Regions from separate parts of the Mus musculus genome. Here region 2 is linked to region 1. The links are chromatin contacts, found by Hi-C or POLR2A ChIA-PET in ENCODE. All regions are on one chromosome and are shown on one strand. The core of a region is the stretch at or near the end of the contact, and the rest is flanking DNA. Distances in the headings are between cores, read along the strand shown.

What was found. A loop is a pair of places that touch in the nucleus more often than their neighbours do. ChIA-PET counts read pairs that join two places held with the same protein, here RNA polymerase II (POLR2A).
Region 2: a map of heart shows a loop between it and region 1 (2.4-fold over the local background). The contact joins the promoter of 2310015A10Rik here to the enhancer-like site in region 1. A Hi-C loop is called at or near these places in 1 of 37 maps with a recorded cell type or tissue (heart). POLR2A ChIA-PET finds 5 or more read pairs at or near these places in 2 of 5 experiments (both embryonic stem cell).

The regions. Positions count from the first base shown.
Region 1 is chr12:79,926,716-79,931,500 of GRCm38, forward strand. All of the region lies in intron 1 of Gm51985 (a long non-coding RNA gene), which reads left to right. It overlaps 9430078K24Rik (RIKEN cDNA 9430078K24 gene), which reads right to left. Exons shown (of 4, transcript NR_131074.1): 2 at 4,522-4,636. Among named protein-coding and RNA genes, the nearest start is that of 9430078K24Rik, 7.2 kb to the right of the region's middle. RefSeq lists an enhancer at 1-137. Within about 2 kb of position 1,761, at least 1 of the 3 ENCODE cell types and tissues checked has a DNase peak (open chromatin) inside an H3K27ac peak, as active enhancers do; it is heart, where a contact is called at or near this core.
Region 2 is chr12:80,131,526-80,136,046 of GRCm38, forward strand. It overlaps 2310015A10Rik (RIKEN cDNA 2310015A10 gene), which reads right to left and starts at 1,319. Exons shown (of 3, transcript NR_033514.1): 1 at 1,202-1,319; 2 at 289-434.

The DNA.
Region 1 (4,785 bases), core at 511-3,010:
TAGAACTAAAAGGCCAGAAGATTCATATTCTCTCTCTCTCTCTCTCTCTCTCTCTCTCTCTCTCTCTCTCCAGTTCTCTTAAATGGAGTAGAACCAGGAACTCTAGCCACTCTAGTTATCAGGGCTCACACAAAGCATCTCCTTGCCTTAAAATAAATAAATAAATATTTCATATATTTTAATATATAATTGATTTTAAACACACACATATATGATTCTGAGCGCGCACGCGTGTGTGTGTGTGTGTGTGTGTGTGTGTGTGTGTGTGTGTGTGTGTGCTCGAGCACATAGACAGACACAGACAGACAGACAGACAGACAGACACACACACACACACACACACACACACGTATATAAAACAGGATCTTATAGTCCAGGGCACCTCAAACTCTCAGAAAGGCTCCTGCTTTAGCTTTCCAAATGCTGAGCTCATAGGTTTGAGCACTCATACCTATGCAGACAGGCCTCACACTGCCTTGTTTCTTGCTTCCACTGAGATTGAAGCAGCAGACTCTTAATTTGTTTGCTGGTCAGGGGTGGGGCGATTCTCTCCATCTTGTGAGAGAGACCATCTGAAAGAGATTTCATCACATCCATCTCCTGAGATAACAAAATCATATCAAAGTCTTATCCGAGCCCCCAGGGTGCAGCTGTCTCCTGTCATGGCCTTCTGATCCTCACTGAAGAGGTCCCTGCTGGCATCTGTGACTCAGTCCCAGTGTTGGGGTTTAACAGGCAGCCAAGTGAGACCATGTGGGACCAACTGCATGCTGTGGGCTCCTTGGTCCATCCTAGATCCTGGTGGGAAAGCTTTACTCCAGAGAAAGAGTGACACCAACCCAAATGGCTGTCAGAGTGGAGTGTTAAAGAAGATGGTAGGGTCCTGGAGTCTGCCTCCTGCTTGTTCCATGAAGAACCACAGACCCCACTGGATCAGGGAGTGAGCTTGCAGGGGCCCACTAGGTACCATAACACACATCACAGTCTGTGATACAGTGGTACTCAGAAAAGAGCCTTACAGATTTTGGTTCCAGTTTTGCACTTGGCAATATGTGGCAGAAGGAGAAGTGAGCCCTCTGCCTGCAGCTCCCTCTCTTTAGGGTAGGTGTGATACTACCTACCCCGTGGGGTTGATGGAGGCAGGGGACCCACACCGGCAGGCCCCAACCTCATGAATGATAGCATCCCAGAATTGTTCAAGGACCATTAATAGTAGTAGCCTTTCCTACCCTGATGTTGGGGTTTCAGCTTTTCCTCTAGCTGTCACATTTGTGTGCTGTCTGTGAGTATTATTAGCCCCCTAGTCATGAACCCTGTTTCCAACTGTACCCATGTATACTTTCATCTCAATGTGAAATATGGGTCCCAGGGAGCTGTCTAATGTAGACAACATAGCTATGTCGATGAAAGTTCCAGGCCTGGCCAGCCTGAAGGGGAAGCTCCTAGAAGAGAAATCAAATCTAGCCTTCCCAATGGAGTCTTCCAGAACCTTCCCCACTTCCCACAAGCAAGTAAAGTGGGGTCTGGTTTTCATCTCGTTCACTACCTGTGTTTCCTTGAGAGACAGCAGGATGTTGTTGCCATGACAGTGGTGTGTATGTGGAGCTGGGGGGAGGGTGGGGGGGCTTGGTAGTTTCCCTGAGGAGGTGGCATGCTCTGTGGCTGTGGTTCCATCTGTACACCTAGGCAGATGATATGGAGCATAGAGATAGATGAATGAGCCACAGGGGATGGGAGGTGGGGGGGACGGACTCTCGAGGTTTGCATGAATGCTGGGCTGATTGAGCACAGCTGTTCCCTCGGCAGTGCTTGGCTGCTGCTGCTTTTCACATTCATTTCATGGGAGGACAGAGAGGCAGCTCCTTGGATGGTTCTTGGAGTGTATGACTGGGAGACCTGGGAGTCCCTTAACAGTGTCTGGCCTCAGTTTTCTTCTGGAATGTAGTATTCATACAAGAACCTTCCTGAAGACCGATACATATATATATATATAATTTCCCCCCAACAGCAATGGCACATTTGCCAGAGGGTTAAATGAGGTGCTACTTAGCAGGAATGTGGCACAGAGAGTATTATCTGGTTGAGAGATGGGACCTGCCATTTTGGTAACTGTCAAAATGGGCAAGCCTGAGATAGTTGGCTCAAGCTGAAGGCACAAATAAGAGAAGGTGCTACAATTTGCAAAAATTAAACAGAGCCCCCAGCTCCTGAGATCAGCAGCTCCTCCCTTCCCCCTCCTTCAGCTGCAGAAGTTTAGACATGTGGTTCCCCAGGCTGCCCCAGTAAGCTAAAGCTTTAAATAAATACACACTCCAAACTGCCGTGCCATCTCTGCCCCCTGGCTGCCCCAGGCTCCTCCCTCTTCTTTCCTCTCTTGCCAGGAGCCAGGCCAGGTGGAGCTCTGGAGAAGGTATCCCTTCTGCTTGCACGTATGCTGTCCCAGGGGCCTGCGCAGGACACAAGGGGCATCCTGATCCAGTGCAGACTCTCCTCTTCCTGGGTTTGTTAGGAGCCTGACCGGCCCTGAGTCTTATGACTTCAACAGATGTTTCTGCTTAAGGAGTCCTGGCATCTTTACGGCCTGTTTTTTCCATTCTTGCCTCTCTTCCTCTGTCCCAGCGGCTCTGAACACAATTTAGACTTCATTTTCTTTCTAATGGTTACAGGGATAGAAAAGGCTAGGTTTGGGTTTAGGTTTTTTGCTGCTGTTGTTGTTGTTTCTTCTTCTTTTTCTTAACTTTTTTTTCTTAGCTCTTCTACACACACACACACACACACACACACACAGACAGACACACACACAGAGAGAGAGAGACTTCCATAGGTCTATGTTCCCAGTGTATGTTACTATCGAAGCAACATTGTTACATTGTGTTTCAAAGTCTCCTTTCCCATCTACCCATGCCTCGTATTCTTTGCTGTCCATCCCACCTAGATTACCGCAGGACTGATTGGAGTGTCCACTCTGATGTTGGTTCTGAAGGTTTGTAACCATCCCGGCCTAATGCCTGTCTTCCAATAAAGCATAAGGAGCCTCGCTACTGTCTATCAGAGTCTGGGGAGGCTTCTGCAGGTCAACAAGACTGACAGTTCCCCCCAAACTCTGTCTAGCTAGCCTACCTCTCTGGGCTCAAGGGGGGTGGGGGTGGGGGGCGGAGTTGACAGTTGTTACAAATGGAACCAGTTTTCCATGGGCAGGTTGCAGGCTTGCAACCAGCCCAACCACTCTTCAGATCACACCTGTAATTCCCTCTCACCTGCTGGCATGACTGGATGTTCCCAGTCACTTCCCCTGCAGGGCTTAGAGTGACCTATCCCAGGACCTCGGCTCATGATTTGTGTACGCCCCGGGCTGAGAGCTGTTCATTACCTGCCGAGACTGACAAGCAGACCAGAATTTCTCGTCTGGGCTCCCACAAGAGTCTAAGCAGTTCTTCCTGGAGTCCTAAATGTTGACTCACCTGGGTACTTAGCTGGGGTTAGACCTGTGTTTTACTGTATCCTTTGTTTAAGACTCACATTCTAGAATACTATAGTGTGGAGCTAGCTGCCCCAGGCTGTCCACTCCACCTTGAAGCTGACTATGAGGGCAGAAGTGGGACAAAAATCTTTTGGATATCCATCTTCAATGCCTTTTCCACAGAGAGCCTTCCCTGATGGCTAGGCCAAGCCCTGTGAAGTGTTCATTAGGTGACAACCCCCACCCGAAGAGGCTACCCTCCTGTCTCGCTCTTTCCCATGATACCACCACACTCATTTTTCTCGTGGCCTTCTCCCCCCTCCCCTTCCTATTTAAACACAGCACAACTCTGATTCTCGCTTGCCCAGGCTTTGGAGACAGAACTGTATCATCTTCTCCTTTTGAGTCTGTTTGGTGAAGGCAGACACTGCAAAATGGGTCAGATTCCCAATAGCATGATGTCGCACATAGGGATAGTGGGAAATGGATATTGGAATAAGATTCCGAAGGAATTCTGGGAAGCATGCTGTACAGCAGCCATGCCTAGAGCCTCCATCAGCCTGGCTTTTGACTTTACTTCATACTTGTCTACCATTGAAGAGGAACAAAAGCAGCCTCTTAGCTCTTTCGTCAGCAAATAAATCCCTTCAGAATTCCCCCACCCACAACATGGACACTTCCTAGAAACCTCTATTGACATCCTAATCCTAGAGCCCATGGATGGTCAAACTCATGTCTGCCCTAGAACCCCTCAGGATCTAACCTCTTCCCTGGGCATATGCCAGTACCCAGCCTTGGCAAGTGGAACAGTGTCGTGGTGGCTCCGCACACCAGCTGTATCAGGCATTGTTCATCCTGTTGCCGAGGTATCCTGCTGCTGGATGGGGCTCTGGTTCTACTGAGCAAGCGTTTAGAGACCCAAAGCCACACCAGGACTTGCAAACCTGTGCATACGTCTAATGGGACAGAGGGGGAATTCACATCTGGGTGTAAATAGCTGGCAACCAGGCCTAGGCTCTCTTTTCTTCATCACCAGAGGCCTAGTGGGAGGTCCTACGTACCTGGGCGGGTTGAAGGTGGAAATCTCTGGTCTGGCTTGATCATAACATCACTGTCATCCAATTATGGGCAAAAAAAAGATGGACTTCAGGACAGCCAGGGCTACACAGAGAAACCCTGTCTCGAAAAACCAAAAAAAAAAAAAAAAAAAAAAAAAAAAAGGACTTCCTCAGTCTCTGAACAGTTCCTTCTTGTCACTCAAGACAGGAATATTGATCCATTCCCAGCTTTTCTATAAACTTCCCCAATCCCAGCCTCAGGCTTGG
Region 2 (4,521 bases), core at 69-2,568, 200 kb after region 1:
CCATACAGAATTGCACAGAGGGGGCTCTGAGGGCCCATCTTCTCAGTCTGGTTCACACCTATGGTTTTGGTTCCTACCGCACACACCCTGACAGTTCTACTCAGAATAACTTTCAGTAAACACACAAAAGGATTCCATTACAGGGCTTAAGGAAACACCATTATACATACTCCTGTGCTGAAGGTTCAAAACACCTGTGAATAACTCCTAGGCCCCAATCCAGATTAAAACCTATTCAGTCGCTTGGTAGTCCTCTTGCAAGGACCCGTTCCTGCATGACCTACGTACCCAGTAAGACGACCAATTTCATGATGGGCCTGACACTCATGGGTCCTCAGGATTCAGAAGGGAAGGGTGCAGCCACAAAGACTGAGAGTTGCAGAAGCCCAGTGATGACAGCATGTAGGTGGGCTAGCCAGGAAGAGGCACCTTCACTGGAAACAAAGGGGGAAATCAAGAAAGCTTCTTAGTGGGGGCTGACAGAGGAAAAGAATATTCTAGAACCTGAAAACTACAAATGCTAGAACAACCCCGATGTGTAAACTAGGCAAAGAGGAGGAGCCGTGGGGTCTTCTGTCCCTCGGATGACATCAGAATGATTGAGAAACTGGAAATGAGCTGATCACATATAGCACTGGAGCAGCTAGTCCTTGACCCTGGGTTGGTACGGCCCGAGGGCATCTACTGGAATACCACCTTGTCTCGGACCCTGCCACTGGGCTGCCAGGCAACAACAGCCTGGTGATCACTCTGACCTACTTCAACCACCCATGACTTTTAAGCTCTTTGAATATAGGGCAAAAAGAACTAGGAGGCGACTGGGACAAATCCAATCACTGACCGAAGCGCTGGCCCTGCCTACTAATGGCTAACTGATGGCATTTCCAAACACCCCAGGGAACGTGCCAGGGCCTCGAGTTTTCTTCCCGTTCTTAGAAATTCCTCCCCACGCCCATGGCATTACGGTTTCCAAATCCCAGGCCCGCCGCGGGGCTCGGTGGCCGGACCCCTGGCCGCGCCCGGAGCGGCCAGGAGCTGGTTAAGGGCGCCAAGATGGCCGGCTTGTTTTGCTCGCCGAGGCATCACGCGGAGGCTGCCCTTTGCCTCCGGGGCCGCGGTCAAGGTTCCGCCGCCCTCTCTGGCAGGCTGCCCCGGCCGGCCCGAGCGAGCCTCCTCCCCTGCGCCCTGGAGCCTCGCGAACCTTCGAGACCGGGGCGCGGCAGAGCGACAGCGCGGCCAGCCCGGAGCTTCGGGGCCGCTGCTGGCCCTTCGGCATCTCGGAGCGTCTGTCGCCCGGGCGAGCAGACTGCGGCCGCCCCGCCGGTCTTCCCCAGCCGGCCTTTCACGCCGCTCAAGCAGCCGAGGTCGTTCGATGGGCGTGGCAACACTGCCCTCCACTGGCCAGTGTGCCGAATGGCACACGCGGGGCCATCCTAACTGCCCTGGACCACCGGGCACTGAGACCCTTTCTACAGGGTTCTCAAAAGCGTACACCACACTTCCCTAGGCGTCTTCCCATCTGTTGGTCGGACTCCAACTCAGAGTTTGTATTTTATGGCATTCCAGGGTGAATGTTGCTGCTGTTGGCCGCTGGTCCTGAATCTACCAGCTCAGCCCACTTACTTAGGCCAGGGTTCTATCATCCACTCCAGTATACAGTATGCAGACAGAGCACAGAGGACCCTGATGGAGCTCTCAACCATATGGCACTTAGCGGGATAATTTCACAAATCTAAGATGACACTTGAGAAAGTTTTAAATCTTAAGTGTACGGCTGTTTGCCTATATGTATTTCTATGTACCGTGTGCCTGCAGTGCACTTTGAGGCCAGAAGAGGACTTTTTAAATCCCCTGAACTGGAATTACAGATGGCTGTAAGCTTGTAAGGTTGTAAGCACGTGAGTGCTGGGAATTGAACCTGGGTTTTCTGGAAGAGTAGCCAATGACCTTTACTGCTTATCCGTCTCTCCAGCCCCTTGAAAAAGTTTTAATTCACTTATAAAATATATATGCATATATGTATATGTGTGTATATATTTTATATAGTTATTTAAATCAGGGCAGTTTTCAAGACTGGATTCCCTCCTTCTAACATGTGGATTCTGTAGATTCTAACCAAACTCAGATCATCAGGCCTGTGAATCACCTTCACCAAACTGAACCATCTCACCAGGCCCAGTTTGGAAAAGTTTCCATGTTCTTATAGAGGAAAATATTAAGGCACTGAAAGAAGACATAAATAGGGAACTACAAACAGTCCCCAGTTTATCATAATTTCACCTGTAAGGTGAAACATAAATAATATACATTCAGTAGAAACCACAGTTGAATTTTTAATTCTGGGTTTTCCCCCGGACTAGCAATAAACACAGTATTCTTCTGCGGGAAGTTCCTACAGTCGTGAGTGGGAAGCAGACAGTGGTCTATAGTGTACTGCATGGCACAGTGGTGACGTCTGGTACGTTACGGAAGCAGGTGTACTCTCCACGCTACCTGGCCTTTTCAGTTCATTGAAGGGATTGTTGGGACAGGGCTTCACTGCGAATCAAGGAGCATGTGTGATTTATACTGGGCTGTGTGGAAGCTGTCACAAAAGGCCTTTCTGTGGAAATTCTAAAGAGGGGTCTAGAAGAAGGGAGCAGGAAGGTCCTGGAGAGAACCCAAGAAAGCGCTGGGTGTGGTGAGCAGAGGGGACCAGAGCATTGCCACCCATCCAAAGGCTGAAGGACAAAGCTATGGGAACAGAAGAGAGACCAATGGGCAAGGTCCAGACATCTGGTACCCAGGACCTCCCTCTTAAGAAGAGACCCTGGGACCCAAGATCTTAGCCACACCCAGAATGCTACCTCACCTTTAGGAACCCTAGCCAGGTACTCCTGGGCTTCTCACTGACTGAGTCCGATTTGTTTCAGCCCTTCCTTGAAGCCTGAGGGAGAATCATATTTGATATAACCAGATGCGTTGGGCAGTTGTAAGAAGACAGCGTGCCATCTTCCCACCCATGCAGTTCATGTTTTGTCTGGGGCCAATTTCTTCTGTGAACATTGTTAAGGGCCTGTTGTATGCTTGGGGCTGATGTCACAATTCCAACATGTGAGGAGGACCTCAAAGGATGCGTGCAAGCTCATGCTAGCTTTGCCCTGCCGCTCCAAGCACTTTGGAGAGCAGATAGGGGGACACGCTATCTTTCCCTGAGTCTCGGTTCTCACCCCTCCTATTTATTCCCCTCCCTAATGACTCTAGGGTTGGCCGGGTTAGCACACAGCAACCACAAATGTTGTTGTCAGGATGCTTGTTGCCTGTAGGGTGCCCATGCCAAGCTGAAGATGAGGATGGGACAGACAGCCTCTGCCTGTCTACTGCTCAGGCTTCTGTGGAGAACATTCTCTATTGGTCCCTGCACCCTGCATAACCCTTTCTTCATCAGAAGAATGGGGGAATCAGGATAACTAAGCTCAGCCTCCCAGCACTCAGTCTGGGATAAAGAAGACAGGAAAGTTTATCTAGGGCCCCCATACCACTCCAGTGTTATGTCTTGGGGGGCGGGGGGGGGGGAGTCCATGGATTCCAGGCCCATTGAGCCAGGGAGAGGAACACATAAGAACAACAACAACAACAAAGAAACAAAGTAAGTCACTTTCCAATTCAAAACCAGTTCTGGGTTATCTCCAGCAGCAAGTAACTTAATCTCTCTGAGCCTCAGTTGCCTCATCTGGGAAATGGGGAGAGCACAGCATTCTGCCTCGTCGGAAGATTCTGAAGATTAATAATGATCACTTCTCGGGTGCTGACTCGGTGCCAGGCACTAAGGGCTTCTCATGAGGTCATGTGTGGAAGTACTGGCCTCTGGCAAGCCGGGAGTCAAGCCCCATCATGGGAGCCACGAGTGCAATTTCACAACCGCCCTGGTGCTCAGCACATGTGGTTAACATTTAATAGGTGGAAGTTTAGCAAGCCCTAGGCATATAGTAAGCACTCAATAAATGGCCTTCATTATGAGCCAGAGAATGGGGATCTGTGTGCGGAAGTCCCATGACAAAGAGTATGGAGAGGTAGGCGGCCGGAGATGTCAGCTCACCCTATTTCTTTCTCCCCAGGAAGGCCAGCCCCATGTGTGCTAGGCCGCTCCCAGGCTGGGACGGCAGCTCTTACTCACCCTACCCAGGGAGAAGGTTAATTAGCCTCTCAGCCTGCAGGAGCACCCCAGATGAAAGGTGCTGAATATGAGTATAAGGTGTGACCCCCATATTTATAACTGAGGCTCCCTTAGGTGAGGAAGGGTGGGGGCGGAGAGGCAGGCAAATGAGGGCCTTGCCTTGTTTATGACAGAGGTTCTCAGGAAAGGGAGCTGGCTGCGGTGGTGGCTGAGTCTGAGAAAAGTTTCCAGGGGTGGGGTGGGGCTGCTGAGAGCCTGAGCGTGGAAGGGGTTGGGGGTCTGAAAGGGTCCGGAGGCTGCAAAGCTGAACGCTGTTCCAGCAACTCCTCCTGCAACTGCATCCTGCAAACTGCAAGGCCAGGACA